2 separate regions of the Homo sapiens genome follow, and region 1 is linked to region 2. Evidence: chromatin loops called from intact Hi-C (ENCODE). Cell type or tissue: chondrocyte. All regions are shown on one strand. Links, peaks and the distances in the headings refer to the core of each region. The heading gives the core; the rest is flanking DNA. Region 1 overlaps ARSB (arylsulfatase B). Region 2 overlaps BHMT (betaine--homocysteine S-methyltransferase).

What was found. Hi-C counts contacts between places; a loop is a spot of excess contacts. Peaks named below come from ENCODE experiments on the same cell type or tissue, not always from the same donor. Only the 100,000 strongest peaks of a DNase experiment are listed, where the experiment ranks them.
Region 1: it touches region 2 in a loop (3-fold over the local background); 19 of 110 quality-filtered maps call a loop at or near these places.

What each region holds. Positions count from the first base shown.
Region 1 is chr5:78,899,728-78,916,750 of GRCh38, reverse strand. All of the region lies in intron 4 of ARSB (arylsulfatase B), which reads left to right. Among named protein-coding and RNA genes, the nearest start is that of ARSB, 77 kb to the left of the region's middle. RefSeq lists a silencer at 16,593-16,682. In chondrocyte, for the core only: a CTCF peak has its summit at 8,188; no DNase peak of the experiment used is centred there.
Region 2 is chr5:79,125,598-79,142,620 of GRCh38, reverse strand. BHMT (betaine--homocysteine S-methyltransferase) reads right to left here. Exons shown (of 8, transcript NM_001713.3): 6 at 16,393-16,575; 7 at 14,638-14,866; 8 at 10,333-11,688. The coding sequence ends at 11,505. Among named protein-coding and RNA genes, the nearest start is that of BHMT, 22 kb to the right of the region's middle. In chondrocyte, for the core only: CTCF peaks have their summits at 8,873 and 9,087; no DNase peak of the experiment used is centred there.

The DNA.
Region 1 (17,023 bases), core at 4,193-12,192, 230 kb after region 2:
TTACTAAACCTTTGTCTCATTCTTTGCTCCATTCCTGATTTTCTTACACACTTGTATTGCTTTTAGGACATGATAAATGATACAACTTAATAGGAAAATGATAAATCTCAAGGAGAAAACTTGGCATTAATGTAACATTTAATCTGCAGAACAAATTGATGTTGTAGCTTCCTTCTTATCTTTCTGTTTTTATCAATAAGAGAAAGATGTCTTTGGGGATGGGAAGGAAACAGAGGGTCTTGAGGTAGGATTCCCAGGGGTCCTCATCTCAGTGACCTCTTGTTCTACGTGCATTTTCCCGGAAGACAGGCAAGTTTAGTGTTTTACCACATTAACCCTGAAATCTGATAAAGTCTGTTCTCCTCTTTAAACTAAAGACAGTTTGTCTGTGTGCCCAGGCCCAGTCTCCTTTCTTCTGGACTGGAACAGGCCAGGGAAGATTTCTGGGCCTTTTTTCTCTTTCTTTCCGTAGTCAGGGCACCTGGCCACAGCTTTGTCTCTTATCTTGCCTTAGAACTTGCATGGGAAGCTGTCATAGACCGCCTGCTGAGAGCCTTAAAAGAAATGTAAGGTAGAGTGTGTAATTATTATCAGCTGTTCACATATGAGATGTAAGTATCTTGGATATTTTGGATTTTATGGAAGTCATACGCGCTTACCACATTATATTCATCCCGAACTTCAGTAATTTTACAATGAATCATTGATCTTAAGGAAGACTTGTAATAAATGCTAATCTCAGAGCATTAATGAAGACACAAACTAAGACTACATAAAGGCTATACAGGATGAGCATCCCTAACCTGAAAATCCACCATCTGAAATGCTCCCAAATCTGGAACTTCTTGAGCCGATATGATGCCACAAGTGGAAGGTTCCACACGTGACCTTCTTTGACTAGTCGCATTCAAAATGCAGTCAAACTTTGTTTCATGCACAAAATTATTTAAAATATTGTATAAAATTACCTTCAGGCTATGTGTATATGAAACATAAATGAATTTTGTGTTTAGATTTGATCCCAGCCCCAAGATGTATCATTATGTATATGCAAATATCCCACAAAAAAAATTTTAAATCCCAAACACTTCTGGTCCTAAGTGTTTTGGACAAGGAGTATTCAACCTGTAGTGTCCACTTAGATCTGGTTGGTGTTAGCTTCCATTTTACCTTCTTATTCATACCCTCACTCTCCTTTTCTTTTTTTCCCCAAATTAATGTAGTATCCATATTTAGTAGAAAGCCTATTTGACCTTTCTCATTATTGCCTGTAGGACATCTTTTCTTTTAGTGTGTAGAGTTAGCTTGCCTTCGACTGACATTAACAAAGTGCTTTCCTAATCACGATCCTCAATGCAGATAGTCTTTTCCTGGAATCACTTGTTTTCCTTTTAGTTACGGTATCAATGCAGCTCAGAAAGGTCCTAAGGTCATGACTGATGAAACTTCAAGAAAAAAAAAAAGCCAAGGGCCTAGAAATTGTGTCAATTTTAATTGATTAGAGGTGGCAGCAGTAGTTCTTGGTCAAGTAATTATCAAATAACTCAAAAAGGTATCCAGGAAATGACTGGGAAGCAGAAACCAAGCTGATTGCGCATTGATAGTGAAAACCAGATTTGTTTGACAAAAGGGAAAGTTTCTGCCAGAATTGAATTATGTCTCTTCTAGGCAAAAATACACACATAAGGAACAAGGAGCAAGCTCAAAAACTAAAGAAAGTAGCCCATTGCCTGGCAAATTACTAGAAAAATAATAGGAACGTTTAATGTCCATAAGAAGACTTTCATGAGGCCAGGTGTGGTGGCTACCACCTATAAATCCCAGCACTTTGGGAGGCCAAGGCAGGTCACTTGAGCCAGAGTTAAAGAACAGCCTGGCCAACATGACCAAACCCTGCCTCTACTGAAAACAGAAAAATTAGCTGGGCGTGGTGGCAGGTACCTGTAGTCCCAGCTACTCGGGAGGCTGAGGCAGGAGAATCGCTTGAACCTGGCGGAGATTGTAGTGAGCTGAGATCATGCACGCCAGCCTGAGTGACAGAGCGAGACTCTGTCTCAAAAACAAAGACTTTCATGAAATAAAACGAATAATGAGGTATCCTTGGCATCATCTGATGGCTCTGAGTATTTGTTGGGCTGCTCCATTCTGATACGTGGGCCATTCTGTCCAACAAGGTGTGGCATTGAGAAGGATTGGTGGTCACATTAAGGGCTTGTTTTCTTTTATATTGTTAAATAATAGACTCTGAAATGTTACTTTTCTCTGTAAAACAAGGTAGTACTTCCTAGTTCATTTCTTTCTTCTTTGTAAATTAATATTTAAAATAATACTTTCTAACTTTTGGATTACCAGATTAGACTTTATTGTATAATAAACCACATGATTTTAGATTTAAAGTCAGCTTTTGAAAGAAATCCTTATTATTTGTTCATTAATTTTAATTAAAAATTTGATAATGTTTCTGATAAAAAATATTAATATGTGGCTGCTGGGCACAGTGGTTCATGCTTGTAATCCCAGCACTTTGGGAGGCCAAGGCAGGAAGATTACTTGAGGCCAGGAATTTGAGACCAGCCTGAGCAACATAGTGAGACCCTGTCTCGAAAAAAAAGTTTTAAATATTAGCTGGGTGTGGTGGCACATATCTGTAATCCCAGCTACTCAGAAGGCTGAGGTGAGAAGATGACTTGAGCCCAGGAGTTTGAGGTTACAACGTACTATGATTGCACCACCGCACTCCTGCCTGGGTGATAAAGTGGTATCTTGTCTAAAAAAAAAAAAAAAAAATCATGGTATTGAAAGGTATAAAGAGGAAAATGTGAATTATTATTATTCTACTCCTAAGGTAAATATTTAACCTTTTATAGTGAAAATTTTTCTGACACTAAAAATTTTTTTAAAAACATGAGTTTTAACAATAGCAGTCATCTTAAGAAATCATTATTGAGGTGACTACAGCTAGCAAAGAAATTTTTTTTCCCCCAGCTGAAATCTTGGGTACCTTTATACTTTGGTATAAACATGTACACATAGTAGCAGAGAATAATTGTGATGCACTAAGCTGGCAGGTCTGTGGATTTCAGCTCCAAACACAAATATGTAACACTGAGCCTATATTGAAATATGGATTAAGAGGCTCTAACTCACTTTTGTAAAATAAAATGATAGGAGCCACATTTGTGTTTAATTATAGCATGAGAAACCTGAGAATCAAAAGAAATAAGTAAGTTCCATCACACAACAGGATAGGAAAAATAGAAAGTCTACCTCACACTGCTGCATTTGTCTGTAACTTGGCCTACTTTATGAAACTCAAAAGCGAATTAAGCCGGGCGCGGTGGCTCACGCCTGTAATCCCAAGCACTTTGAGAGGCTGAGGCGGGCGGATCACGAGGTCAGGAGATCGAGACCATCCTGGCTAACACGGTGAAACCCCGTCTCTACTAAAAACACAAAAAATTAGCCGGGCGAGGTGGCGGGCGCCTGTAGTCCCAGCTACTTGGGAGGCTGAGGCAGGAGAATGGCGTGAACCTGGGAGGCGGAGCCTGCAGTGAGCGGAGATCGCGCCACTGCACTCCAGCCTGGGCGACAGCGAGACTCTGTCTCAACAAAAGAAAAAAAAAAAAAAAGCGAATTAAAACTACATTTTAAAAGCCTGGTTCTCATCACAGTTTTTGGCTGTTAGGGATAGGACTGGTGCAGGCAACATTGCTCCAGCTGACCAGGAAATGGTCTTCCAGAATCCCTCTGATTTAATGAGCCCTATCTCCTAGCTCTGCGTGGGTTTTGAGTAACCATGAAAAAAAGCTTTTAAGTGATCAAAATGATATATTGATTCTTTCTTTCTAATGCCTTGAATATTCTTTCAGCAAAGCTGCTTTAAAAATAATTTCTGATTTTCTATTTGGTTTTTATCAAGACATGGAAATGGATAGAGGTATTGTGAATTGATCCCAAGAGGAAGAAATTCCTGTAAAATGTAGATGCGTTGGTCACATGGGGGAGAAGCTCCTGTCTGACCTCTATTTCATATTATGAGCTCAAAACATGCTTTCTCATGGGCCATGTGACATCATGTTTGGTTGAGCAAAATGTTAATGTTGCAGTGATTGGGATCAGTGCTGTGCTTCCTGACCCACCTGCTGCATTGGTAAACCTGAAACCACCGCAGCAAATATGTTTATTTGCTTTTCCCTGAAATGTGCTGTTCCTTTTTACCTCCTACAGATAAAACTGACAGGCCCTTTTCCTGCTAGCCAAAAACAGTGAGGAGAACCAGGTGGAAGACACAGCTTTTAAAATGTAGTTTTAATTCACTTTGAGTCCCATAAAGTAGGCTGAGTTACAGACGAGCTGTGGGCTTCACCAAATCACTCCATGACCTCACTTTCCTTCTGGCAAACCTCTCCCAGTGCAATATGTTGATATCGTTGATGGAGTATGAGAAACAGCTTGCTGGAGAAGAGCCTGCCTGTGATCTCTTAAGGTTGCCAGACAACATCACTGTAGGCCATCTTCTCTCTTTTTCCTTATGCTTCAATTTCCCATGGCTTTTGTGTACTACAATAACGTCAGTAACCAACCTCACTGGAACCACTTGGCTTGTAGATAGTGAAAGCTCTGTTTACATTAGAGGTAGTTTCAGAATTGATGAAAGCCTGTGTTGACTTCTTAGTTTCTTATAGTGGATATTTTGATTGAAAACACTGGAATCTCCAATGTGATAATTGACCTTACTGTTGTGTACTGAGATCTCTATTTTAGATTCTCCCCAAATACCACCTTTTTTCTATTTTTAAAATTATTATTGCAAATTCAGTCAAATAATATGGTAGACAGAAATTTGGATGGGCTTCAGGAAAAGAGGTTTAATAGTGGATTTGCCCCTAACTAGCTGTACAGCCTCTTGCATATCATTTAATCTATCTTGACCTCATTGTCTTTGTATTGAGATTCTGTGGTCCAGTCATGGGAATTAAAATCACCATCCATAGAAAGCTGTGTCTCTCGTCTCTTTGTGATTCAACACTTCATCTTTTCTGCAGAGTAGAACACCTTGTAGGCAGGTTCATAATCTTCTCTGTACTTGGAAATCACCCGGAAAGCCCCCTTTCAAGTTTCTAATTGCCCAAGTTATTCTTTTTTTTTTTTTTTTTTTTTTTTTTTTTTTTTTTTTTTAGAGGGAGTCTCACTCTGTTCCCCAGGCTGGAGTGCAGTTGTGCGATCTGAGCTCACTGCAACCTCCGCCTCCTGGTTTCAAGCGATTCTAGTGCCTCAGCCTCCTGAGTAGCTGGAATTACAGGCGTGCACCACCACACCCGGCTAATTTTTGTATTTTTAGTAGAGACGGGGTTTCACCATGTTGGCCAGGCTGGTCTCAAACTCCTGACCTCAGATGATCCATCTGCGTTGGCCTCCCAAAGTGTGCCCAAGTAATTCTATAATGTAGCCAGGATGAGAACCACTGGTATCAGGTCTAGACCCAGGGACTCATTATTATAAAACATTCCCCTTTGACATACCTTTTCATCCTTGAGTCAGGACAATTTTACCTTTCAGAAAGTAGCTACAGTCCTTTTATAATTTACTCCTCACCAAAGGTAAAATACATCCATTTTCTCTGTGTGTGACTTCTGACTATTCTGCACTGATTCAATACCCCTTCGTTTTTTGCTTATTTTTTCATTCTCACCATTCAACCACACTTGACACTTGAATCACTTTTGTTGATTTAAAAGAACAACAACAACAAAAATACAGAGTAAGATCACTTGACTTTATTGTATTAGCCATTAAATCTCTTTCTGGAGCAATAGTTCTCTAAGTATGGTCCCAGGAGCAGCAATATCACTATCACCTGGAAACTTGTTAGAAAGGCAAATTCTCAGGCCCCTTTCTGGACCAGAAGCTCTGGAGATGGTTCCCAGCAGTCTGTTTTCACAAGACTTCTAGGTGATTCGACACACTATTGCTTGAGAGCTGTTCTAGAGAGATTTTATATTTTCAGATAGTTGGATTTTTAAAAATTTTTTTAGTGTGCTCAGATATTTTTGAAGTAATCGTTGTCTGAACTTACTTGGTCTAGAAATAGAAGAGATGTTCTATTTCTAAAGGGGATATTTCCCAATCCTACCCATCTTTTTATCCTTTAGAAGTTTTCATCTTCTTTTCTGCTTTTAGAAGACCTATCCATATCTCTCTTATTTTTACACTGAAAATTTAGTCTTACATTCTATTATCATGGAAACTTTAATAATCAATGCTATTTCAATGATGTATTATGATGTGATGTAACAATAGATGGGGCAGTGACTAATACAACATTAATTTCTACTTCTTCATTTGTTTATTTTTATTGGACCTTCAGATGACATTCTTCTTACTTTATGAAGGGGGCCAGCCCCTCCACACCTGTGGGTATTTCTCATCGGGTGGGACGAGAGACTGAGAAAAGAAATAAGACACAGAGACAAAGTATAGAGAAAGAACAGCGGGCCCAGGAGACCGGTGCTTAGCATACAGAGGACCTGCACCGGCACCGGTCCCCGGGTTTCCTCAGTATTTATTGATTACTATTTTCACTATCTCAGCAAGAGGAATGCGGCAGGAGAACAGGGTGATAGTGGGGAGAAGGTCAGCAAGAAAACATGTGAGCAAAGGAATCTGTGTCACAAATAAGTTCAAGGGAAGGTACTATGCCTGGATGTGCATGTAGGCCACATTTATGCTTCTCTCCACCCAAACATCTCAGTGGAGTAAAGAGTAGCAGAGCAGCATTGCTGCCAACATGTCTCGCCTCCCGCCACAGGGCGGCTTTTCTCCTATCTCAGAATTGAACAAATGTACAATCGGGTTTTATACCGAGACATTCAGTTCCCAGGGGCAGGCAGGAGACAGTGGCCTTCCTCTATCTCAACTGCAAGAGGCCTTCCTCTTTTGCTAATCCTCCTCAGCACAGACCCTTCACGGGTCTCGGGCTGGGGGGATGGTCAGGTCTTTCCCATCCCACAAGGCCATATTTCAGACTATCACATGGGGAGAAACCTTGGATAATACCCAGTTTTCCTGGGCAGAGGTCCCTGTGGCTTTCTGCAGTGCATTGTGCCCCTGGTTTATCGAGAATGGAGAATGGCGATGACTTTTACCAAACATACTGCCTGTAAACATTTTGTTAACAAGGCACATCCCACACAGCCCTAGATCCCTTAAACCTTGATTCCATACAACACATGTTTCTGTGAGCTCAAGGTTGGGGCAAAGTTACAGATTAACAGCATCTCAGGGCAAAGCAATTGTTCAGGGTACAGATCAAAATGGAGTTTCTTATGTCTTTCCCTTTCTACATAGAGACAGTAATGGTCTGATCTCTCTCTCTTTTCCCTACAACTTAAGAACACAGACACAGATTATTTTTTAAAGTTATTCTTAAACATGTGGAATTACTTTATAATAAACCCAAAAGTTGCTGTTGTTAGAGGGAAATTTTTACTAAGTCAAGTACTCTCTGGAAAAAAAAATGTGTGAGCATAAGCTAATATCATAAATGAAATGATGAAGAAGAGGATAAGGGCACATGGTCCTAAGTGAGGAAACTTTGACCCAGAAACCTTTTGCAGTGACAGAAGTAGACCAAGAGTCCAAGTCTCCATGCTTCCAATTCAGTATTCCTTGCATGAAATGTCACTGCCTTTCGAGACTATACCGTTTACCTAATTGGTTGGATCTTTGTCAAGAGCTTGATCCAAGTGGAGTTTCTTTGTTTAATATATAAAGCATTTGCAAGTCCTTTCAAGGGCAGCACATAGTTTTATTTAACTCCCTCAAGCCCTCTCACCTCTGTCAAGTTGCACCAGGAAATTCAAGGTCTAGCCAAAGGCCCCCAATGAGTTAAAAACCCAACCATCCTGCAGAGTAGAAGAAATTAATGTCAAAACCAGATGTTCCTCTGTGGGCCTTGCTGGATTCATAAGTCAGGATAAAGCCAGCGTGGATGCATGCATGTCAAAAAAAAAAAAAAAAGTCTTGGCCAGTGTTGTAGAGAAATGAAGTGTTGTTTCATCTGCAGTTCCTCTCCAGTCCTTGCTGGTTGGGAGCACTGGCTCCCGGGAGACTGGTGGCCCTGACACTCAAGCCATTAACTGAGAATGCTCTCTAATCCCTTGTTTTCATTGTTGGTGTTCCGGCCAGGCTGCCCGCACAGAGCCTGCCCGTTTTCATTGGCTGCAGGAATTGTTATTGGAGTGGCTGACAGCTGTCTGCCAGGCTGCCTGAAACTGCCTTCCTGTGCTCTCCGCTGCTGCTCCACTTCACAGCGCTATTGTTCCTGTTGAGCCTTTTCTTAAAATCTTTCCCAGCTGTATCCTGATATGGTAAACCACTTAAATTAGCTCCAGATTGTTCTGTTTATTTTGTGTTAGATAAGCGACAAAATACAGTCCCAGCGGCAGACCAAGAGGAGAGTGGAAGTCGGGGGAGGGGGGTCAGAGGACACAAGGTCTTTTACAACACAAGGTAGAGTTCCCAGACAAAACTGTGAGAGGCACAAGTATGATACAGTCACTGGCCTGACCATTTATACGTGACTCTGATGGGCCAGGTGAGCAATAACGTTGCATCTGCGCACACCTCATTCCAGAAAAGAAAATCAAGACCCCAGCATACAGCTACACTGGAAGGGAGCTAAATTTCTATTATTGGAAATAGACACAGTATTGCTGTCAGGTTGGTTGCCATGCCAGCTGTCCAGGTACCATGCTTGATGCCCTGATTACCACAAGACTTCCCCCTTCCCCCTGCTTTTAATTATCCTTCTGTAGTGCAGTGTATGGTAACTGATGGGCTCAAAACTGGCCCACATTTGCCAGTCTCCCTATATGCTCAGCACTTGAAAATGAGTCTTCTCTGCTGTAATTTAAAGCTAGAAATCCAAAGACATTGAGTCACCAGCATAGGTATTTTCCACACAGCTGCAAGTGAAACTTCACAATGGACTTGGCCGCTATTTGCTTACACTTGCCATCTGTGCAACCGCTCTACCCGTGGCCTCCCCCGCTTTGTGGTTGTCTTCTAACAGGAGCAGTCCACGCAAAGCCTTCCTGAATACTTAACAAAATTTTAAAAAATATAATAGATACTGTCCTAGCATGAAGGCGCTGCCTTTGTGATTTTTAGGAATTAACCCAAATAAAATATGAAAAATAAACTACCGAGTGCTTTAACGCAGCTAAAGCATGCAAGCAAAACCAGCAACCAGCTGAGTTCCGACAGTTACTGAGAGTTTTGTATGTGGTAATTCAAGACTCCCCAGGAAAGATCTCATGACTCACTCCAGTGTGGCTGGGCCTCCAGTCCTCACTCTGAACCAAAGTCCTGGAAACACTTTTCCACCACGTTGAGAGAAGGCGAGGGAAGAACAGGGTCAGGAGTGATCAAATGCCCTTAGAAACAGTCTCTTTCTTTCCTTTTGGGAAAACAAACTCACTGTGTAATAAAAAGGTACAAAGCCAACTTTGGAATAATAATCACCCCGCCCCATCCCCTTGCCCTCTGATGGAAAGTGCCTTGTCTTCTCCATCAAGGTCTAGCTGGGGGCTTGAACGGCCTCCGTGTCACCTCTAATTCCCCAGTTTTTACCTTGTTTCCTTTCTCTGTATCTTTTTTGCCCTTAGTTGTGTACAGTCTTGTATTTTTTCACATAGGCTATGCTTTCTGTGGATGTTGCCTCCCTCGAAAGCAGGGACCATGTGTTGAACCCCTGTTGCCTTTTCCCAGAGTAGCGGGCACCTAGCAGGTGCTTAATTAAGGTGTGTCAAATAATTGTTTCCTTTTTTATTCTTACCTGACATGAAGTATGCTCCTGTATCAATTCAGATGAAGGTTTAAAAAAAATCAAGACAAGTATCACAAGTTCCCTTAGCCCATTCTCATTAAAATCATGGGCACCACCTTCCCGTGCTCACCAGGATGGAGGAAGTCAACAAATATCTTTCTCATTGATTAAAAACTCTGGATAATACTGAAAGCAACTATCTGAGGCTTCTTAAAAGTACTTAGGTTGGTGCTAAAGTAATTGAGGTTTTCGAAAACTGCAATTACTTTTGCACCAACCTAATATAACAGCAGGGATGATAAGAATAGGGACAGAGAAGAAAACAAAATCAGGTGAATGGAGAATGGGGAATAAAGTCAAAGCTTCATGAATCCCTTGTGTGGTGAGTTTTGGAGGTTTATTTTCTCTCCTCTATCTCTTGGCTTTGACCTAAGAGCCAATGGAATTATGGAACTATGCAGCAGGCACTGGCAGCAACATCTCCAAGAGAAACCTCCTACTTCTAACCAGAGGTCTAGGAAAGTGGGCTCTTGCTCAAGAATATGGGGAATTCCTATTTTATTTGTTTTTTCTTTTCTTTTAATTTTTTGAGATTGAGTCTCACGCTGTTGCCCAGGCTGGAGTACAGTGGTGTAACCATAGCTCACTGCAGCCTCTACCTCCTGGGCTCAAGTGATCCTCCTGCCTTAGCTTCCCAAATAGCTGGGACTGCAGTCATGCACCACTACACTTGGCTAATTTTTTTTTTTTTTAATTTTTTATGTTTGGTTAGCGATTGGATCACACTATGTTGCCTGGCTGGTGTGAGCCACAGTGTCCAGACTGTTTTTTCTTTTTCTTTCCCTTTTCTTTCTTAACTCTACCCCAAGACAGGCCCCAGTTGAAGATCTGCATTGGTGTTGTGGTGGGGTGCAGGCACCTAAAATCTCAAAAGAAGACCCACATTTCTGACCGGAGTGTGAGATAATCTCTGTTATTTTCCTCTTTTTTTTTTTTTTTTTTTTTTTTTTTGCTACTTTGCTCCCAAAGGCAACCTCAGTTATGCAGAAGTGCATGACAGAATGGGGAACTACAACCTAACAGAAACCTGTTTTTCTGATCAGAGAAACCACATAAAGGGGCCCCTGGAGCGGAGGTTGGGGGTGGATCTGAAGGATCTAAAGGGAGAGAAGAACTGGAGAAGAGGATCCCCTGATTCTGTGTATGAGCTAAGCCCCAGGCTCACCTCCAAGTGCATATATGCCACACAGGCCCAAAGGAGCAAAGCAGAGGCTTCGAAAACTCAACTGCCATGTGAACCACTGCCCAGGTCCTAGATTAACCCCTGAGTGGCACATGCGCTGGGCAAACCCAAACCTCATAGCAAAGGCTTTAAAAACTAAACTGACATTAGAGCCACTGTCCACAGAAGGTGAGACAAAACTTGTGGTCTGAGTCTCACTAGGTTGATTCTCTGCTTAACCAAACAAACATCAACACCCTCGAGAGGATTTTAACTAGACCTAGAGGCTCAGAACATGGTATTCAAAATGTCTAATAGACAGTCCAAAATTACTCATTATACAAAAAAAAAAAAACAGGAAAATACGAGCAGTACTCAAGGGAAAAGACTAAAAATAGATTATTTCAGCTGTGATGAGCTCATTTGAGATGATCATCCAAATATTGGTGTTGTCAGACAAAAACTTTAATGCAGCTATTGTAACCATTCTCCATGAGACAAAGTTGAACACTCTTGAAATGAATGGAAAAATAGCAGTGAAATAGAAACTAAAGCCAAACAAATGAACAAACAAAACAAATGAAAATTATAGAACTGAAAAACACAATATCTGAAATTTAAAATTAACTCTATGGGTCCAATAGCAGAATGGAGCTGATAAAGAAGAGTCGGTGAACTTCAAGATAGATCAATAGAAATTATACAGTCTGGGCTGGTCGTGGTGGCTCGTGCCTGTAATCCCAGCACTTTGGGAGGCTGAGGTGGGCAGATTGCTTAAGGCTAGGAGTTCAAGACCAGCCTGGCCAACATGATGAAACCCCATCTCTACCAAAAAATACAAAAATTAGTCAGGTGTGGTGGCACACGCCTGTCGTCCCAGCTACTCAGGAGGCTGAGGCAGGAGAATTGCTTGAACCCAGGAGGGCAGAGGTTGCAGTGAGCTGAGATAGCGCCACTGCATTCCAGCCTGGGCAACAGAGTGAGACCCTCTCTCAAAAAAAAAAAAAAAAAAAAGAAAGAAAGAAAAGAAAGAAAATTATACAGCCTGAAACACAGAAAAAAGGAAGAAAAACAGTGCTGCAGGGACCTATGGAATAATATCAAAAGGTCTAGCATTTATGTCATTAGAGTCCAGAAAGAGAGCAGAAATATTAGTGTAGAAAAAATATATAAAGGAATAATGTGTGAAAACTTCACAAATTTGGTGCAAGATACATGTACAAATTCAAGAAGCTCAGTGAAATCCAAACAGGATAAACTCAAAGAAAACTACACCAGCATCATAATGGAACTGCTGAAAACTAAAGATGAAAAAAAAAAATACCTTGAAAGCAGCAGTCTCATTCATGGGATTGAATGAAATTGAATGAAAGCATGTTCACACAAAAAACAATACCCATATATTTATAGCATCTTTATTGATAATTACTAAAAACTGAAAAACCCAAATGTCCTTCAACTAGCAAATAGATAAACAGATGTGGTACTTCTGTGCAGTGGACTACTACTCAGTAGTGTAATGAACTGTTGATACACACATTAGCATGGATGAATCACAAATGCATTATGCTGAATGCAGGAAGCCAGACTGAAAAGATTACACACACTATGATTTTTTTATATGACATTCTGGAAAAAGCAAAACCTTAACGACAGAGAAGCATCAGTGGTTGCCAGGGGTTAAGGCTGGGTGTACAATTTGTCTACAAAGAGGTGGTACAAAGGAGTTATATCACAGTGATAGAATGTTCTATCCTGATTGTGGTGGTATTTATATGACTCTATTTGTTAAAATCCATAATGATGCACACCAAAATAAGTGAATTTTACTGTATGTAAATTAAAAAGAAATCACCAGCACATGATTTCATATCTGATATGGTTAATATATCTTCATGACTATGTGAAGTATAGAAAAGATTCATGTAATCTCTTATCTATTTTGAAGTCATTTTCCATTTGATTCCATAAACTTTCAGGAAGCCAAAAATGGAATAAACAATGAAATGGTCTCTGATACATACAGAAAGCTTTCCAAAAAAGAATTTTGTGTTTCATATGCCAGGCAGATGTTTTGTAGGGTCAGCTTACCACAAAAGGCCTCGCTGAAAAAATGCAGTATAAAAGTAGGGGCCTGTAAGAGAAAGAGAAGCACATTGACTCCAGAGGAGGTCTACTGTTTTATAAAAGAAGCCAAGCAAATTTGATGGACTGGTGAAAACAAGAACAAAGAATCTGACATGTCTTGGAAGCTCTGGGTTTTGATAATTAGGGAAGTATTTAGAATGCTGTCTCGAGGAATCACATCTTTTGTGCTGAGATATATCCCTGCTTGTGTTCTGAAATATACATGGAGTGGGCAGGCTTGGACTGTTTAAATGAAGCAGATTTTTTACATTCTTGTGACACTAGGAAGACTTTTCCTGAATGTAGGATTTTTTCTTTAACGCACCTCTCATCCAAATGGCAAAACATCCAGGATGGGTGCTTACTTGCAATGAGATCTCCCCAGCTGACCAGAGCTGTACTTTCTCCCACTGCTTATTCCCCCTCTGAAGTTACATCATCATTTTGCTCCCTGGTACACCATTATGGGTCTTATCTATTTTTATACATAAATATATTAAACAAAACTGTTGGTTTTAAGAAACTTTTGACCTATTCTAAGACCTATTCTCTGTTTTTCTATAAAAGTTTTATGGTTTTAGCTGTTGCATTTAGGTCTTTGATCTATCTTCTTTTTCCTCATACAGTATTGTTTTTATTGAGATATAATTCATATACCATGAAATTCATCCTTTTAAAGTATACAGTTCACTGGTTTTTAGTATATTCACAAAGTTGTGCAATCATCACCATTGTCTAATTCTAGAACATTTTAAAAATTAAACATACAAGAAATTCTCTACCCCTTAGCAGTTACTCCCAACTCCCTTTCCTCCCTCTGTCAATCACATAATCTATGTTTTGTCCTTATGGATTTTACTAAGCTAGACATTTCGTAAAAATGGAATCATACAATATATGGCTTTTTGTGTCTGGCTTCTTTTATTTGGCATAATGTTTTAGATGTTCATCCATTTTGTAGCATAAATCAGTATTTCATTTCTTTTTGCTGATGCATAATATCCCTTTTATTGCTATACATTGCTGAAAATATACATTTTAAAAAATCCATTAATCAGTTAATGGATATTTGGGTTGTTCCTACTTTTTTGGGCTATTATGAATAATGCTGCTATGACCATTCAGGTACCAATTTTTGTGTGGACATATATTTTTACTTCTCTTGGGTATATACCTAGGTGTGGAATTGGTGGATCATGTGGTAAATCTATGTTTAACTTTATGAGGAACTGCTAAACCCTTTGCCATGGTTTGAAGGTATCTCCCAAAAGTTCATGTGTTGGAAACCGAATCCTTCTGTCCTCATGAATGGATTAATGAGGGTTTTGCCATCATGAATAGATTAATGTCACTGTCACAGGAATGGGTTCATTACATTGAGAGTGGCTTTGTTATAAAAGTGAGTTCTCTCAGTCTCTCTTGCTCTTGCCCTCTTATCATATGATGCCCTCTGTCATGTTATGACACCACATGAAGGCCCTCACCTGGTGCCAGCACCATGTTCTTAGACTTCCCAGCCTCCAGAACCATGAGCTAAATAAACTTGTTTTCTATATAAATTAACCAGCCTATGGTATTCTGTTACAGCAACAGAAAACAAGACTAAGACACTGTTTTTCAAAGCAGCTGCATCATGTTACACTCCCACCAGCAATTTATGAGTGTTCCAGTTTCTCCACGTCCTTACCACCACTTGTCAATTGTCTGTCTTTTTTGTTATATAGTAATCCTATTGGGTATAAAGTGGTATCTTCTTATGGTTTTAGTTTGTGCCTCTTGGATGACTAATGTGGGACATCTTTTTGTGTATCTATTGACCATCTATTTTTGTGTATCTTCTTTAGAGAAATGTCTATTTAAATCCTGTGTCAATATTTTAATTTGGTTATCTTTTATTATTGAGTTGTAATATGATTCATCTTTAATTTTTATGTGTGTTATGAAGTAGGGTTTGTCAAGGTTTTGTTTGTTTTTTTTAACGTAGATATCAGAATACTCTAGCATTATTTTTTTTTGAAAAAACTATTTCCCTATTGGTTGGTTTGGCACCCTTGCTAAAAAGCAAATGACCATTTAAATGTGGTTGTTTTACTAGGCACTCCATTCCAGTTCCATGAAATCTTGATTACTGTAGCTTTATAGTAGTTCTTGAAATTGGATAGTATAATTCTTCTAACTCTGTTCTTCTATTTGAAAATTGATTGCAGTCTTGGGATAAATATCACTTTATCATCATGTTTGTGGTAGGCAGAGTAATCCCCCGTCTCCCTCCTGCCTCCAAACATGCCCTAAAGCCTGGAACCTGTGAATATGTTATGTTATATGACAAGGGGAATTAAGATTGCAGACCAAATTAAGGTTTCTGATAAACTGACCTGAAGATGAGGAGATTGTCCTGGATTATCTGGTTGGACCAGTGCAATCGGTGACCTTAAAAGTGGAAGAGGGAGGCAGAAGAGGAGGTCGGGTAATATGATATGAAAAGGATTCAACCATCATTGATGACTTTTTTTTTTTTTTTTTTTCCTGAGACGGAGTCTTGCTCTGTCGCCAGGCTGGAGGGCAGTGGCGCGATCTCGGCTCACTGCAAGCTCTGCCTCCCAGGTCCCGGGTTCACACCATTCTCCTGCCTCAGCCTCCCAAGTAGCTGGCACTACAGGCGCCCGCTACCATGCCCAGCTAATTTTTTTGTATTTTTAGTAGAGACGGGCTTCACTGTGTTAGCCAGGATGGTCTCGATCTCCTGACCTCGTGATCTGCCTCCTTAGGCCTCCCAAAGTGCTGGGATTACAGGCGTGAGCTACTGCGCCCGCCCATTGCTGACTTTGAAGGTGAAGGAAGAGGGCATGAATCAAGGAATGCAGGATTTCAAAATGGTAGTATAGAAGCAAGCCAGCTTCAATCCCTCAATAGAAGACCAAAAACAAATATATAGCATTGAGATTTTCACCAGCAACAACCCAGAGTTCAAGTATGAGGATGAGACAGCCCCCAGGGCCACAGAGAAGTGGAAAAACCTTGAGCATATGATTGGAGAATCAGATTTCCACGTCTGCGAGTCCCCTCCCCTACATTCTTTCAGCACCAAGCATGTGGAAAATCTCCCTCAATTCTGTTTTTACACTGGAAAAAGTGAAATTGAGTGGTCAACCAGCTTCCTCACCTTCTTGGGTTCCGTAGCAGGAGTCCTGTCCCTGCCTTAACTCATGGGAAGCATTGTGAGTGCCTGTAGGGAGAAATATCTCTGAGGACAGGCTGCAACAAAGGTCAGAAGGTGAGACTACCATCCCCAACCCTGGAAACTCTGCTCTGTAACTCAGCCAAATGAGACACCAAATCAGAGTGGCTATTCAGCAGCACCACACTGTAGGAGGTACATTCCACAGGTTCCCATGGGCAGGAACCCCTAGCCAGTCTTCCCACACTGCTGACTAGGGGTTCCTGCCTAGGAGCCTGTAGAACATACCTGGGATAATCCCTTTGGTGACTCCCCCATTTGGGACAGGCAGCACTGCAACCGTTTACTAGAGCCAAAGTGAACCTGGGCTTATAGCGCCACCTAGAGCCGAAAAGGAGGCAGCAATCTAGTTGCAAAGATTAAGCAAATATATTCAATGAAAGACAAAACAAGCTGGACAGAGAAAACTAGAATCAATAATTAATCCTTCAATGCAAAGACATAGACATATACCCGCAAGTAACAACAGCAAACAGGGAACCACAGTCTCCCCAAAGGACAAAGCAAAAATCCAATGACTGACCCTAACGAGATGGCGACTATTAGCTTCTGACCAATAATTTAAAATAGCAGTTTTAAGGAAACTCAGGTATCTCCAAGATAATAC
Region 2 (17,023 bases), core at 4,474-12,473:
GAGAGAATGGTATAATGAATCACCATATCCCATTACCCAGACCTGAAGACTTCTGATGTTGGGACTCCTGGGGAGATAAAAAACAGTAGTGCATTCTGGAATCTTCACAGAAAGGGCAAGATATTTTAAAAAGGAAAGAAAGAAAAAAGAGCAGTGCAGGCCGGGCACGATTGTTCACGCCTATAATCCCAGCACTTTGAGAGGCTGAGGTGGGTGGATCATCTGAGGTCAGAAGTTCAAGACCAGCCTGGTCAACATAGTGAAACCCCATCTCTACTAAAAATACAAAAAATTAGCTGGGCATGGTGGCGGGTGCCTGTAACCCCAACTATGTGGGAGGCTGAGGCAGGAGAATCACTTGAACCCGGGAGGCGGAGGTTGCAGTGAGCTGAGATCACGCCACTGCACTCCAGCCTGGGCAAGAAGAGCGAAACTCTGTCCAAAAAAAAAAAAAGGCAGTGCAAACCATTTTTTTGCAGAAGCTTTTCCCCTAATGTGGAACGTGGAATGCCTTGCTCTCACACCCACCTTGACTTTCTAGTCACTTTTTTTTTTTTCCTTTTTCTGAGACGGAGTTTTGCTTTGGTTGCCCAGGCTGGAGTGCGGTGGCATGATTTCGGCTCACTGCAACCTCTGCCTCCCAGGTTCAAGCGATTCTCTTGCCTCAGCCTCCCAAGCAGCTGGGATTACAGGTGCCCGCCACCACACCCAGCTAATTTTTGTATTTTTAGTAGAGATGGGGTTTCACCATGTTGGCCAGGCTGATCTCAAACTCCTGACCTCCAGTGATCCACCTGCCTCAGCCTCCCAAAGTCCTGGGATTACAGGCATGAGCCACTGAGCCTGGCCACTAGTCTTTCTTTATGTCTCTATAGGAGCATTATCTTTTTATTCATTTTTCCACATAATCATTCAATAAATATTATTAAGTCCCTTGTGTGTGTCAAGCCCTCTCTTGTAGGCACTGGAGTTGGGACAATAAGTAAGAAAAACAAGGTTCCTGTCCTCTTAGGACTTATAGCACAGGGAGGAAGAGATAGAATGTATACAATAATTAAATAACCAAATAGATCATGTGAAGTGCTATGAAGAACAAAAGTACCTGGTGCGGTGGCTCATGCCTGTAATCCAGTCACTTTGGGAGGCCAGGGTGGGCAGATCACATAAGGCCAGGAGTTTGAACCAGCCTGGCTAACATGGCAAAACTCTGTCTCTACTAAAAACACAAAAAAATTTTAGCTGAGCATGGTGGTGCGTGCCTGTAATTCCAGCCACTTGGGTGGCTGAGGCATGATAATCACTTGAATTCAGGAGCCAGAGGTTGCAGTGAGCCAAGATTGTACCACTGCACTCCAGCCTGAGTGACAGAGCGAGACCCTGTCTCAAAAAGGGAACAACAACAATAACAACAAAACTAAAGCAAGGCTACTTGACAGAGTAACCAATCAAGGTTTAGGGGTTGAGGGGATCGGGGTGGATGGAGAACTTTAGGTATTCAAGAGGGCCTCCCTGAAAGGGTGACACTTGATCTGAGACATGAATAACAGGAAGGTACCACCACTTGAAGATCAGGAGGCAGAGGGAACAACCAGTGCCAAGGCTCTGAGGTAGGAATGAGCTTAGGGGGTCTGAAGAACAGAAAGAGGTGAGCAGAATGGAAGTGTTTCTCTGGGCTTCCTCAGGGCACCGCAGCCCTCACTATGCTGGTGTAAGCAGCTTTTCTCTGTGCCTTCACAGCATCATTTGTGGCATTTATGGTCTTAGTCTGTTTGGGTTGCTATAATGGAATACCTGAGACTGGGTAATTTATAAATAAAAGAGGTTTATTTGGCTCGTGATTCTGGTGGCTGGGAAGTCCAAGATCAGGCAGCTCATCTGGTGAGAGTCTCCTGCTGCTTCAACTACTGGCAGAAAGCAGAAGCAGGATGTGCAAAGAGACACATAGGAGAAGCTGGGCTCACTTATAACAACTTGCTTTCTTGGGAACTAATCCATTCCCATGAAACCGAGAACTCACTCACTCCCACCAGAAGGCATTAATCTATTTATGACAGATCTGCCTCCATGACCATATACCATCACTAGACCCTACCTCCCACGACCGCTGCACTGGCAATTAAACTTCAACATGGGTTTTGGTGGGAGCAAACCACATCCAAATCATAGTGTCTATTAGAGCACTTAAGTCCTTTAGTGAGGGCTTGTCTCCCTCACTGATCCAGGAACTGACAAGTGGCATCTTTGTACCTCTCAGCCCTTAAGTCCAGTGTCAGGCCTCATATAAGGTGCTCAAATATGTGAAGCATAAATATGTGCATGTAGGAATGAAGAGAATGGGAGTGTAGGTTCAAATTTGGAAGTAAGCCAACCACAAACATTTTCAGCTCCTAATAGTCTGATGTCTGAGAAAAAATAATGAAATGTTTCTGTAATTTTCAAGTTTTCTTCTTTCTAGCAAGGGTCTCCCAAATATGCATTCATGTTTTTTCATTCATCAAATATTTACTGAGCTCTTACTATACCCAAGGCATTATTCTAGGCACTCAGGTATGGAAGTGAACAAAGTCAAGTTCCTGCCTTTGAGGAGCTTATATTCTAATGTTGTGGGGAAACAATGAATGAATGAGTGAATGAATAAAATATGACCAAAAATGCACAGCAGGTGGTAACAATCACTATGGAGAAGAATAAGCACCCCAATGAAGATAGAGGATATAGAAGAGGGGTGTGTTGCTATTTCACATAGGGCAGTCAAGGAAAATGAGCCATTTTTTGTCCTCTGGGAATCACATGCTGAGAAGGACATAGAAGTGCAAGATTTTGCTGGAGGGGCAGTGGAAATACTAGTGAAAATTAAAGGTAGAAGGCACAGGAGTAGGCAGAGACACCCTTCAGACTGCAGTGCAGTCTGACACTTTTGAAAAGAGAGGAAGAGGAGATAGGACTGGGCAGAAGTAGAAGCTGAACTGCAATGCAGGTCAAAAAATGCCTAGGCCAATCTGGTGGTGAGTTCTGGAGAGAATATCTCCTGTCAGAGTTGCCGCTAGTCAGGCCAGAATGCCAGGGTTTTATGCCCTTGCTTTGCTCAGGCATCAGATGCAGGCTGGCCTGGGAAGGATGTGACTTTGAACAAAGGGTCTGCAGCTTTGACATTGAAGGGGATGGCAGCTGGGGGCTGCAGTCACATAACCCACAGATGGGCAGCCTGTCCTTCCTTGAAGGGACATCTGAGTGCATGACTCAAGATCTGTGACACAAGGCAACTGCAAAGTTTTGAAATGATGACTGACATGATATGACTTAGTTCTTAAAAGAATCATTCAGGACACTCTATGGAGAATAGATCTGAGGGAGACTAGGGAGGAATTAAGGGAACTTGTAGAGAAATTTATTGTGAAATATTCTAGGTGAGAGATGATGGCAGCTTAGTCCATTACTCCCTAGGAAATAAGGAGGAGGAAGTGGAACGCAGTCAAATTTGGATGCATTTTGTAGGTAGATCTGACAGGCTTTGCTGATGTATTGAATGTGAGTATAAGAGGAAGAGAAAAGTCTAGGATGACTTCAAGATTTTGGCTTGAGCAACTAGAAGAGTAGAACTTCCATTTTCAAATATGAAAGATCCTGTGGGAGAGACAAGTTTAAGTGGGCAAGGGAAGATCAGGACCTTGTTTTCAGAGTCCAACTGGGCTGCTCCTTGGGTGTGGAGAGCTCTGGGAAAATATTTTTATGGAGCACCTACATATATATATATATATATAAAATTAGATTTTAAAATATATTTTTAAAGGTATTTGATTTAAAAACATATCTAAACATTCATGGGCCTGTGTGAGGTATAGTGAGTGACATGTTCATGAGGATTTAGAATAATGGGTTGAGAAGAGGTAACTGCTTGTTGTCCAATTAGTGCACATAAAGATTCTTCATAGTATCCAGACACCATCTGTCCCTATTGAGGAACAGGGACAATCTCTTGTTCTTTATTGTCACATGTGATACTTTCATATCTCCCATTGTGAGAAAAACATAGCAATGCCATTATTACTGACAATGCCATGCTTCTTTGGAAACTGTATTGAGACAATATGGATCTTGTTTCTGTAGCTCCCCAACACCATTTGTTTAATACTGGTTATATCATTACTCCTGGTGGTACATTAAGCATCAATGGATGCTTCTGAAAACTGGCATCCATTAAATGACTCTCTGTGAGGTGGTTACTGTGCTTTGTTGATGATGACCACAACTGCAAGTCTTACCAAGAATATATGGGAACAGGCTGGGCACAGTGGCTCATGCCTGTAATCCCAGGACTTTGGGAGACAGAGGTGAGCTGATCACTTGAGCCCAGAGTTTGAGAACAGTTTGGGCAACATGGTGAATCCCCATCACTACAAAAATACAAAAATCATCCCAGCTTGGTTGTGTGCACTTGTAGTCCCAGCTACTTGGGAAGCTGAGATGGGAGGATTGCTTGAACTCATACTACTGCACTCCAGCCTGGGTGACAGAACGACTGTCTCAAACTAACATATATATCTATATCTATACCAATATATATATTCATATACATATTCATATATATTCATATACATATTCATATATATTCGTATATATACATATATTCATATATATTCATATATATTCACATATATATTCATATATATTCACATATATATTCATATATATATTCACATATAGATTCACATATATATTCACATATAGATTCACATATATATTCACATATAGATTCACATATAGATTCACATATATATTCACATATATATTCACATATATATTCTCATATATATTCACATATATATACACATATATTCATATATATATTCGTATATATATTCACATATATTCGTATATATATTCACATATATTCGTATATATATTCGTATATATATTCGTATATGTATATTCGTATATATATTCGTATGTATATTCATATATATTCGTATGTATATTCATGTATATTCGTATGTATATTCATGTATATTCGTATGTATATTCATATGTATATTCGTATATATGTATATTCATATGTATATTCATATATGTATATTCATATATATTCATATATTCATATATATTCGTATATATATTCTTATATATATTCATATATATATTCATATATATTCATATATATTCATTTATATTCATATATTCATATATATTCATATATATTCACATATATTCACATATATTCATATATATTCACATATATTCATATATATTCACATATATTCGTATATATTCACATATATTCGTATATATTCGTATATATTCGTATATATTCATATATATATTCGTATATATTCATATATATATTCGTATATATTCATATATATATTCGTATATGTATTCGTATATATATATTCGTATATGTATTCGTATATGTATTCGTATATATATATTCGTATATGTATTCGTATATATATATTCGTATATGTATTCGTGTATATATATTCGTATATATTCGTTTATATATTCGTATATATATTCGTATATATTCATATATATATTCGTATATAATATATATATTCATATATGTATATTCATATATATATTCATATGTATATTCATATATATTCATATATATGAATATATATTCATATATATATATATATATATACATGAAGTGTCAATAATTCATTTTATGTTAGATTCTTGTTTACGCTTGAGTGCTGCAGACCATAGGTATTGCTGCAGTCAGAACCCTCACAGGTGAGAGCCAATGAAGGCCTACGTTCACTGCTCAAGGCAAGGGGCAAAGGTCCTGAACTTGTCCTGTGTCTGATGTGAGTCAGCCAAAATCAGAGTGTCAGCACCATACTGGGTAGCCCAATCTCACCAGATCTTGGGATAAAATACAGTTCCTGCCAGCAGAAGCCATCCTATCACCAGGGCTCCCTCCTGGAACCAGGACCAACATAAAGCCTTAGGCTTCTTAGGGCACTTGGTCACTCCAGGAGTGGGGTGGGTGTGAGGGACATGGTACGGGGATGTACAGGGTCACTGAACACTCAGAAGGAGACAAATGAGGACTGGGTCCCATGCTGACTGGTCCAGGCTTGGGGTTCCCTTCCTAGATGGCACAGCTGGCCCTGGCTGCTCTCAGCCACTGGAGGAGGATGTAAACAATTTTGAGGAAGGTGCCTCTGACAACCAGGATCCATGTGGGACCTGCTCCAGACCTGGGGCATCTGCCTGAATGGCCATGGGAAGTGGCTTGGGGCCTGAGGTACAGGGTCCGGGCCACGGACCGCTGGCTTGGGTCTACAGGCCAGGCTGATATCATGTGCCTGAATGCTGGGGAGTAGTCCAGGCTGGAGAGAGAAATCTGGGAGTCATCAAGCTGCTGAGAATGGCCTGATGGAAGGAAAAAAATCCTGAGGTGTCTAGCTCCCAAATTCCACTCTCCTATTCTCAAAATGTGAGAAGCCAGCTCTCTCCCTTCCTAGGTAGATGAAGGACTCTAAACCAAAAATTACTCACTTGATGATTTTTAGAATATTTAGCTTATGCAAATCTACAAAGAATTCTGAACCTTGAAAATAGAAACAGTTCATAATATGAAAAACCACAGACCCAAGTCTCCTTAGAAAACAGTACCTGTGGGGAGGAATGACATTTTCATTTTTCAGCACCAGGCTGAGTCTAGGGTAGTAACATTTTCCCTGCCCTCTGAACAGTGTTACTTGTTTTAGTCGGCTGTCTGTTTAGCCAGGGGAATAATTAATTAACAATTTCAGTCCGCTGGAAACATACCACCAAGTGGCATTCAGTAAATATTTATTGACAATGATGAGGCTATTATTTATTTATATCATCAAATCGCAAACAACTGTGGAGTTTTCCAGCAAGGCATTAGAAACTTGTTATCCTACAGTTGAGAAAATTGAAGGACAGAGAAGTGGGGTGATTTACCCAATGTTCTGCAGGGAGTTGGGGCAAAGCTAGGACTTGCACCCCAAAGTCTTGATTCTAAATGTCTTCCTTGCTTTTTCTGCTATGTGCCACTAGTGTTTTTGAGCCATAGGTGAATTCCACTAAGCTACCTCAGGTGTTTAGGACGTTAACTTTTGCAAAGAACAGTAAAATCTCATTAAGTCAGAATAATTGGAAGAATGACCAGGCTGACTTGAGAAAAAGTCTGAACTATTTAAAAAGATATTCAGCTTTTTCCTTTCAAGATCATGTAGTAAATTGGAACAAATAACCACAGAATGGGGCCAAGCAGAGGTCTTACTGAACCTGCCCAAAAGAACAAACTGGAATAATTTCTGAAGGGTACATTAACAGTTTGCATGCAAGTGATGACTGCTAAAGATAGTTCAGGCATTTAGAGAAATATCTTTTTATTAAAAATAAGTGAAATGTTTCCCTTAATACATTTCATGTAAGTATTTACATAGGAAACTTTCATAAATTTATTTATTTTTATTTTTATTTATTTATTTTTTTGAGATGGAGTTTCACTCTTGTTGCCCAAGCTAGAGTGCAGTGGTGCGATCTCGGCTCACTGCAACCTCCGCCTCCCAAGTTCAAGTGATTCTCCTGCCTCAGCCTCCCAAGTAGCTGGGATTACAGGCGCCTGCCACTACGCCCAGCTAAGTTTTGCGTTTTTAGTAGAGATGGGGTTTCACCATGTTGGCAGGCTAGTCTTGAACTCCTGACCTCAAGTGATCTGCCTGCCTTGGCCTCCCAAACTGCTGGGATTATAGGCGTGAGCCACCGTGCCCAGCCTGGAAGCTTTAATAAATTTAAATGTAAACATCTAACCATCTAACCACAAGTTAAAATGATCATGCGTTTGATTTCATGGCATATAAATTAACCTGTTTTTACTGTTTTGCTGTACATGACTTGTTTGGTATTATTCCTGTAACTCACAGCAGCATAAATGATGACATCTGTCTCTCTCATTTTCCATCATCTTAATTTTTCATCTATCCAATGCCAACAGAATGCCTCCAGCTGCTTGAAAACCGGAAGCATTTTCTGGCCATTCCTTTCTCTCACCACACTCCCACCAATTTTACCAAAGGATCCTACCCTTCCTGTTACCATTTTTGAGAATTCTTTGCATTTGCCTGCCTTTCATCATTTTCTGTTCAAACACTAAATATTCCTTCCTGAAGATGTTTAGAAATATTATACCTTGCTATCTCTAATTCTGTCGTTTAACATCCCACCAGGCATACTATTTCTGAAGCCGTTCATAAGTCCTATTTTTCTCTCTTGAAATTGACTTCTTCCTCCTTTGTTATCTAAGAGCCAGGGTCCTTGACCTGGCAGGTAACACGTGGGAGGTTCCAGACTGACTGAGTGGATGTTATTGACTATCAAGGAGGCTATTTGGGAGAACAGTCTATAAAGCCCTCAAGCCCTTCAGTGTGCTGAAGGCTGGAAAAAAAAAAACGTTTCTGGGGAAAATGGGGATCTAGTTGGAGATGCATAAAGCCTGCCTGCCTGCCTGCTCTCCTGCAGTCCCTCCCCGCCCTCCTTCCTCCCTCCCTGCCTCTCTCCTCCCTCCCTCCCTCTCTCCTTTCTTTCCTTCCCTCCCGTTCTCCCTCCCTTTTTCCCTCCCTTTCTCCCTTCCTTCCTCTTTTTTAATTCCTGACTCAAACTTGTTAAAGGCTTTTCTTGATGGGTGCGTTGTCCTGGATGTGATTCAAAGATCCACATGTCTTAAGAAAAAACTGACCAAAACTGTTAGAGCTTAGCCTGATGAAATAACTTAAGTTCAAACAAAATAAGGTTACTCATGCATTTCCTGCTGGCGACCTGCTGCCCCCATCTGGAGAAGTTGGGAACGGATGTTCTTGATTCATTCCTGCGCAGTTCTTGTTTCCTTTAGGGGTCTGCGTTGGCTTGGCTGTCTTATCCAAAGGTGGTTTGCTACAGTGTGTAGAAGTGTCAGAGTACAAACTGCAAACAGTTTATTTAGTGAGTTCATGTTTACTCTGAGTAACGCCAAAGACCTTTATTTTATTCCTGGCTGGAGGATGACTCCTTAGTTTTGTGGACCATCTGTTCTGGTACTGCCCCCCAGCTTCCCCAACCCTTCCTACAAAAGGCTAAGCTAAAGCCGTCTTTCTTGACAGCCTTGGAATAGTGAGAAGTGCTTCCTGACTTTGCATCCTGCCTTGGTAATCTTATCCTTAAAAGGATAGTTTGGACTTTTGATCTCTAAGGTCCCTCTGGTTCGGAGTCCATAAAAAATATTTACCAGTGAGAAATGTCTATTTAACATAAATCAACTCTTAGGTATTAAATGAGCTTTCTCTCTTAATGAACAAGATTTCTGGAAATAAAATGCACATGTTTGGAGGAGGGACTGAAATTTTAAAAACAATTTCAAAATATGAACTATACCACTAGGAGGCAGTGTTGACATATAATTTAATTCAAGAATGTCTTTACCATAGCTCCTTTTCAGAAAAATATTTTAAAAAACGATGGATATAAAAATGATTAAAGGTTATAATATTTTGGTGGCAACAAAACTCTGAAAAGAATATTAAAGGAACATGCATTTTACACAGTAATAGAACAGCAAGTCCAATAAAATGTCATCTGTGAGTGAAAGCTTTAAATACTGAGCTTGGTTTGAGAATATAAGAGAAATGATAGATAACAACTTTGCCAAAAAAAAAAACAAAAAACAAAAAACAAGTGGAGTTCACTCTTGTTTCCACTAGCCATATGCAGCCTCTGAAAGTTGTGCTGCTTTGGCTCTGTTTCTGTGCATTGAGGGATTAGGGGTGGATTATTAACTCTTAGTAACAAAATTCTAGCAATTTCTTTGCCTTTCCATTTATTTATTTATTTGACAGAGTCTCACTCTGTCTCCCAGGCTGGAGTGCAGTGGTGCAATCTCAGCTCACTGCAGCCTCTGCCTCCCAGGTTCAAGTGATTCTCATGCCTCAGCCTCCCGAATAGCTGGGACTACAGGTGTGTGCCACCACACCTGGCTAATTTTTGTATTTTTAGTAGAGACAGGGTTTCACCATGTTGGCCAAACTGGTCTTGAACTCCTATCCTCAAGTAATCCGTCCACCTCCCAAAGTGCTGGGATTACAGGCGTAAGCCACCACACCTGGCCTATTTTTGTTTTCTAGAATTCCCTGACTGGCTCTCCAGAAAGAGCCAGTAGGGCCTCTTTTCCTTTTAAATACTGCCACCTGCTCCTTTAAAATTCCAGCATACTTGTGAAGTAGGTTTTTCTTTTAAATAGGTGAAGAAATTGAGGTATAGAGGTTTCATGTAAGACTTAGCAAATTGTAGAACCAGGATAAGAATAAAATACAAGCAATATAGTCTCATTGCTCTTCTTTTTAATAGCTGAAAAGAATTACAATTTCAAAACAGCTCAAACAATTCAATAATGTTTAGAAAGCTGCATGACCTCTTTTCTAATACACTGAGGGTAGTCATGTTTCTTCTAATAGTCTTGTATCTTCAGGCTTGAGCTTTTGTAGGAGAGTAGATATTAAATTATCAGAGAAAAATATCATAGTTCTCAATCTAGGAAACCAGGCTAGAGTTTGGAGAATCTCTACTTTTTTCTTATTATATTTTTTAAAAGCTACCAACTAATACAAGCTCACTCTGCTCAGCCTTATGGCCCAGAGGCACTAGGTGGATCCAGTGTTGACTAGGATGGAGAGGGCTGAAATATCCATCTCTCCTCCCCTCCTCCCCATTGGTCTATGTCTTTTACTGGTAGAAAAGTGGGTCACGAAACAGAAGAACTCTGAGAGCAGGACTCTGGGTATTGGATATTTATTGATCAGGTCTCATATGACTGACCTACTTATAAGAATAAACTTAAACAGGATGGTCTCCTTAAGTGTCTTGTAGCAATATTTTTCAAACTGTGGATCCAAACCCAGTAGTGGGTCATAAAAATCCATTTGAAAAGTCTCAACTAGCATGTTTTATAAATGAAATAGAATGAAAAGGAATGGAACAGAAAATACTAGGATGGATCACACATTTAATTTCGACAGTAAGATGTGATGTGTTTTGCTGGGTCATTATATAAATTGTGTTTGTTACTAAGGGTCATGTTCAAAAGAACTTGGAAGCCCCTTTCCATAGCGCTTTATCTGTCCCTGGCTGGTTGCTGAGTCCTTTATGACAGTTCATGTCTCATCCTCTTTGCTAGCCTACCAACTTCTTCAAGTGGCATTAACATCTGAATTACTTTTCCTGTGCAGCAGTGATTTCCATAATACTTTTCACAGGGTGGGTGCTTAGTGAACCTGTTCAAGATTTACTTTGTACTTATTTTGCTCCTAAGAAAATTTCTAAAACATACTTTAAAATTATCAAGTGCTATTTGTAATTCTATTTTGTTCAGGTAATAGCAATAATATGTGTAGGATGGCATTCATGAAAGCACTGCTTTTTAACCCCCTTTTCCGTATTTGTAGGAACTGTGACCCAAACACCTAGAAATTCATCAAAAATAGCTTCTATCGAGGCTACTGTGATTTGAATTTTTGTTTTTCAAAGAGCTCTTTCAGCTGCTGCTCAGTTGTGGCTTCTTTCTGCTGCATCAGCTCGGCTGTTCCTTTGGTCACTCCCCAGCCATCTGGCTTTGACATTGAAGGGTTGTATGGCCGGCCTGAGGCTATCCGAAGATTCTCCCAGTATTCCTTCCTGGCCCTGTGTGAACAAAACACATGACACCAGACAACAGACTCCTCCCCTAGCTTTGGTCTTTATATCATGGAACCATTTAAAAATTATATAATATTTTAAATAATTTCACGCAGCACACAAAGTTGCCTATCAGACATTAAAAAGCAAAGGTGTCAATCTCAGCCACCTGTGTGGGCAGTCTGTGGTTGTTTGGCTTCACCATGATTCCTGACTACGAATTTATATGCTACTGATAAACAATCATTTGCTTACACTTATCCACACATTAATACTTAACAGGAAAAGTATGACATACCATTAACACAGTGAAAAAATCATGTGCTCAGGGTAACTAAGCAGCACAGTAGCATCACTAGAATACCCGTGTCAGCTGCTGAACAGCAACAACCATCAGCAACAGGCTTTGTCTCCATCCATGATGCTGTGTTTTGATTAAAAGGTTACTGTACACTGTATTTTACTTTTGTAGATGAGAAGAAACATCAGAAGCAGTTGAGGGACTGGGAAGCGGTCCATTCTGCTGGAAGGCTTTTTACAGTGTTTCCTCCAGAGGCATCTGCCTCATTAACAATGGTTTTTGTCATAGAAGGTGCCCTTTGATGTAAAAACTGATGTGATTTCTTGTTCTGTTATGAGTGCACATTGAGGGAGCCATCTTTGGATTCTCAGAGTGCATCCATTAAAACACACATTAATCTGGACTAAAAATTCCACCCCCTCCCCTCAATCTGTAAGTCTAAAGTTACTTTGAATTTCTTTTTTGAGACAGGGTCTTACTCTGTCACCCTGTCTGGAGTGCAGTGGTACGATCTTGGCTCACTGCAACCCCCGCCTCCCAGGTTCAAGTGATTCTTCTGCCTCAGCCTTTTGAGTAGCTGGGATTATAGGCCTATGCCACCACATAGGTACAAAATTAGTACAGCTAATTTTTGTACTTTTTGTAGAGACAGGGTTTCGCCATGTTGCCCAGGCTGGTCTCAAACTCCTGAGCTCAAGTGATTCGCCTGCCTCAGCTTCCCAAAGTGCTGGGATTACAGGTGTGAGTCACTATGCCCACCTTGAATTTCTTCTTTTAATATATGTACAGGGAAAATTTGGGATAGGAGTACTGTCTATTCCACTTACACTACCTGTCCTTCCTCACATCCTCATGAGCCAGCTGAGTTCACCTTGGTTATTCTTCCCCAAACCCTGGATAACTTCTGCACCTCTCACTCTGCAGGCTCCACTTCTGCCCTTCTATTTCCTTTGCTTCCTTCTAGCTCAGGCCTCAACCTGTCTGCTGTCCCTCCTAGCAAGTCTTCCTCACATGGCGATTACAACTTGCTAACTTGCTAATCTAACCTTGCCCTGGGCTACCTGAGACCACCCAGGCTCCTCTTTGCCTTTGGGATGGGGTCCTACATAACTCCTGAGCATGAATAAAGAGGCTGCCTCCTCCTCCTGGGAGGTGTCTTTCACCAAATTCTGTCTCTGCTATTCTCAAACTTCCAGTTTCTCAATGTGTCATTCTCTTTCCACTTCTCAGTGCTTTCCTGAGGGCTGTTCCTCTAGCAATGTAATTCCTCTCGCAGAATTCAACTCAGGCATCAGCTTTCTTAGAAATCCTTCATTCACCCTCTCTCTGCCTTTTGCCCCTTGGGACATTAGCTCAGACCCTGCACACCTATGCACATCTTCATCCTTGGACTTACTATACTCATTGGACATTACCTGCTTATCGTTCTGCCTGCTAGATTGCTAGCTCCTTGTTTAGCTTGCTACCTCAGCATCCACAACAGCATCTGACAGATAGCTGTGCTCTGTTAATAGCTGCTGAACAGAGTGGAACTGCTACCTCTCCTTGGAGCACCTGTCCTCCACCCGCTTCCTAGTTCTCTATATGGTAGGAGCCTATTGAGCCTTCAAAATCCAGCCCCAAAACCCTTCTTTTAAAATATCTTTCTGTTAGGCAGAGATAGTCATTCTCTTCTCTTGTTACTTTTCTATCCATACATCTACTAAAGCAGCTACCACAGTATAATACATTGGCTTTCGTATTCTTTTACCCAGTAGACTGTGAGTCTCTAATCCACGGCTTCTCATTTCTATATTCCTACTGCCCTTCCCAGTGCCTGACATACATTTTTTTTTACTAGTGTATTATTCATCTTCCCCATTGGAATGTAAACTCTGAGGGCAAAGACCTTGCCTGTCTTATTTGCCACCGTATTCCCAGCTCTGAAAATCATGCTTGATATAGAACAATCAGTATTAGCTATACTTAAGTGGTCCTTAACTCTTAAAAATCAATGCAATTTAAGAGTATTGTGCACCACACTAATGGTGCTTTACTAGAGCACAAAATCACATTTCATTGCCACTTACGTTTATTTACATGCTATATTCTTTTTTTTTTTTTTTTTTAAAACAGGGTCTCACTCTGTTGCCCAAACTGGAGTGCAGTGGCGTGATCTTGGCTCACTGCAACCTCTGCCTCCCGGGTTCAAGCAATTCTTGTGCCTCAGCCTCCCAAGTAGCTGTGATTACAGGCATGCACCACTATGCCCAGCTAATTTTTTTTTTTTTTGTATTTTTAGTAGAGATGGAGTTTTGCCATCTTGCCCATGCTGGTCTCAAACTCCCGAGATCAAGTAATCCTCCTACCTTGGCCTCCCAAAGTGCTGGGATTACAGGCGCGAGCCACCGCACCCAGCCTATATTTAAAAACAATTTTTAAAAAAATTTTTCTTTTTCTTTTCAAAATCCAAAATCAGGTCAAATACGTTCTATATTCTTAAAACAATCTCCAGAAATCACCTAATAAGGATGCTTTGTAAACATCTCTGGGAGAGAATTTGGGGATGACTGATTCTTCATCATCACACAACAAATTTGCTGCAGTCTTCTAAATGGCCTCACTTGAACATATTCATAATCTAAATTAGTTTGGGTTAGTAAAAAGATGCTTACCTTGCTCTAACCCAGGGTTTGGTGTGCATGTCCAAACCACTTCCCCAGCTGCCATGTTTTTCTGAAGCTGGTGGCAAAAAGCCCCTTTCTGGGGCCAGCTCCTCTGCAATTGCCCTGATGTGGTAGGGCTCAAATCCACAGCACCCGCCAATGTACCTGACCCCCAGGTTGTAGGCCTCTCTGGCGTATTTTTGAATATCCCATCTGGTGGCAACTCTGGGTTCCAGTCCTGTAATAAGTGGCATTATGCCATTAGGCATTATACATTCTTTTCATAAAAATTCAAGATAAGTAGCTACAAGTATGTAATTTTCAATAAATGAATTGTTTTCAATATTCAATTTTTACATTTAAGAAAAAACTTTGCTACTTTGTGTTGTATGTTCACTTTTACATGCTGTGGTATCCAGCCTTCAGGAGGTTCCAAATGACCCCTGCCCTTTGATGTTTTTCTTCTTGTGCAGTCCCCTCTTGCATTATAACAGGGCTGGTCTGTGAGATCCATAGAATATGGCAGAACTGGCATGTGACTTCAGAGTCTAGGCTATACAAAACATCATGGTTTCTGCCTTGCACTTTCTTGGAGCACTCACCCTGGGGAAAGCCAGCTGCCATGTTGCAAGCATCACATGTTTCAAGCATGTTTTCTAGCATCACAGTGAAAAGGCCCATGAGCTGAGGAACTGAGGCCCCCAGTCAACAGACAGCAAGAAACTGACACTAACTCCCAAAAACCAATTAAGTGAGCTAGGAAGTAGATCCCCCAGCTCCCAACAGGCCTTCAGGTGATAATAGCCCTGGCAAATATCCGGACTCCAACCTCTTAGGAGACCCTGAACCAAAACCACCTAGTTATGCTATCCCTGAATTCTTGACCTGGAGAAACTGTGAGATAAGAAGTGGTTTTTCAAGCCACTACATTTTGCATTAATTTAATGTGTTATACAGCAGTAAGTAACACAAATGCCTTGCCTTTCTTCCTCTGTGGCTCCTCCAGAGTGATTGTATTTTATAATATCTTACTTGTCTAAGGGTCCCTATAAAATATAGGATAGGGTGTAAAGACCTTAGAAGGAAATAGGAGGCTGGGCATGCTCTGCCCCTGCTGACCACTCTGGCTTAATTTGTGAGATCAACCCACCCGCTCTTCCCAATCATGCTGGGAAAGTTTTTCCTTCTGCCTGGACTGCAAGTATCCCCTCACTTCATCTGCTTGGTCTCTTCATTAAAACTTGTTATACAGTCACTCGATGATGGTATCTTGCCTGCAATCCCAAAACTCTGGAGTAGCTGAGCCATATTAAAAATTGGAGAAAAGGACCTTAGAGATAACTGGTCTGATCTTATTTTCCCAATAAAGAATTTGAGAGCTAGAGGAATTTAAAGATTTTCCTAAGGTGACAGGACTTAGCAACAGAGCTGGAACTAGAACTAAATATCTGTTGATTCTCCCATGAAGGGCATCCTCACCAACCCCAAAGTATGACTCACTAGTTGTCTGTTTAGATGCTGATTCACCTTAGATTTTATATTTAAATTCAGAGATCTTTTTTGCTAGCTGGGACCATCCTTTCCTTCTGCTCTTCTCTAATACGAAGGGGCTTTTGGCTGCAGGGACAGAAACCAGGGACAAGACATGAGGAGACACCAAGCCATCTCTTCACTATGACAAAAGATCTCTGGGTATAGATTTACTTGAGTTTATATGCATATCAAATGAAGATATTGAGATGATTCATCAAATGTTGGTCTTACCAAATGGGAATTCTGGGAGATCGATGAATCCCTGCTTGTTGCAGTCAGGAGTGTGGTAAGCCAAGGGCTGGCTCATCAGGTGAGCTTTCAGTCGGGCAGCCTCCAAGCCCTCCTTCATGAGCTTCACTGTTTTTAAACTAATGGTGGGGTCAAAGTGGCAGTTCACACCAATGATGGATGCTCCTGTGAGTGGGAAGAACATGATAGACTTAGGGATGCACCAGAAACCAGCAGGGCCAGCTCTCCTCTCTTCATCAGGAATCAGGAAGTTCTTTTTTCATTTTTTGAGACACAATCTCACTCTGTTGCCCAGGCTGGAGTGCAGTAGCGTGATCTCAGCTCACTGCAGTCTCCACCTCAAGTGATCAAGCAATCCTCCCACCTCAGCCTCCCAAGTTGCTGTGACTACAAGTGTGTGCCACCACGTCTGGCTAATTTTTGTTTGTTTGTTTGTTTTTTTATAGATATGGGGTTTCGCCATGTTGCCCAGGCTGGTCTCGAACTCCTGAGCTCAAGTGATCCAACAGCTTCCCAGACTGCTGGGATTACAGGCATGAGCCACCACACCCAGCAGGAAGCTTTTAATTGGAATGATGAACTGGAAGCATAGCATTAGGTCCTCATTCCCCAC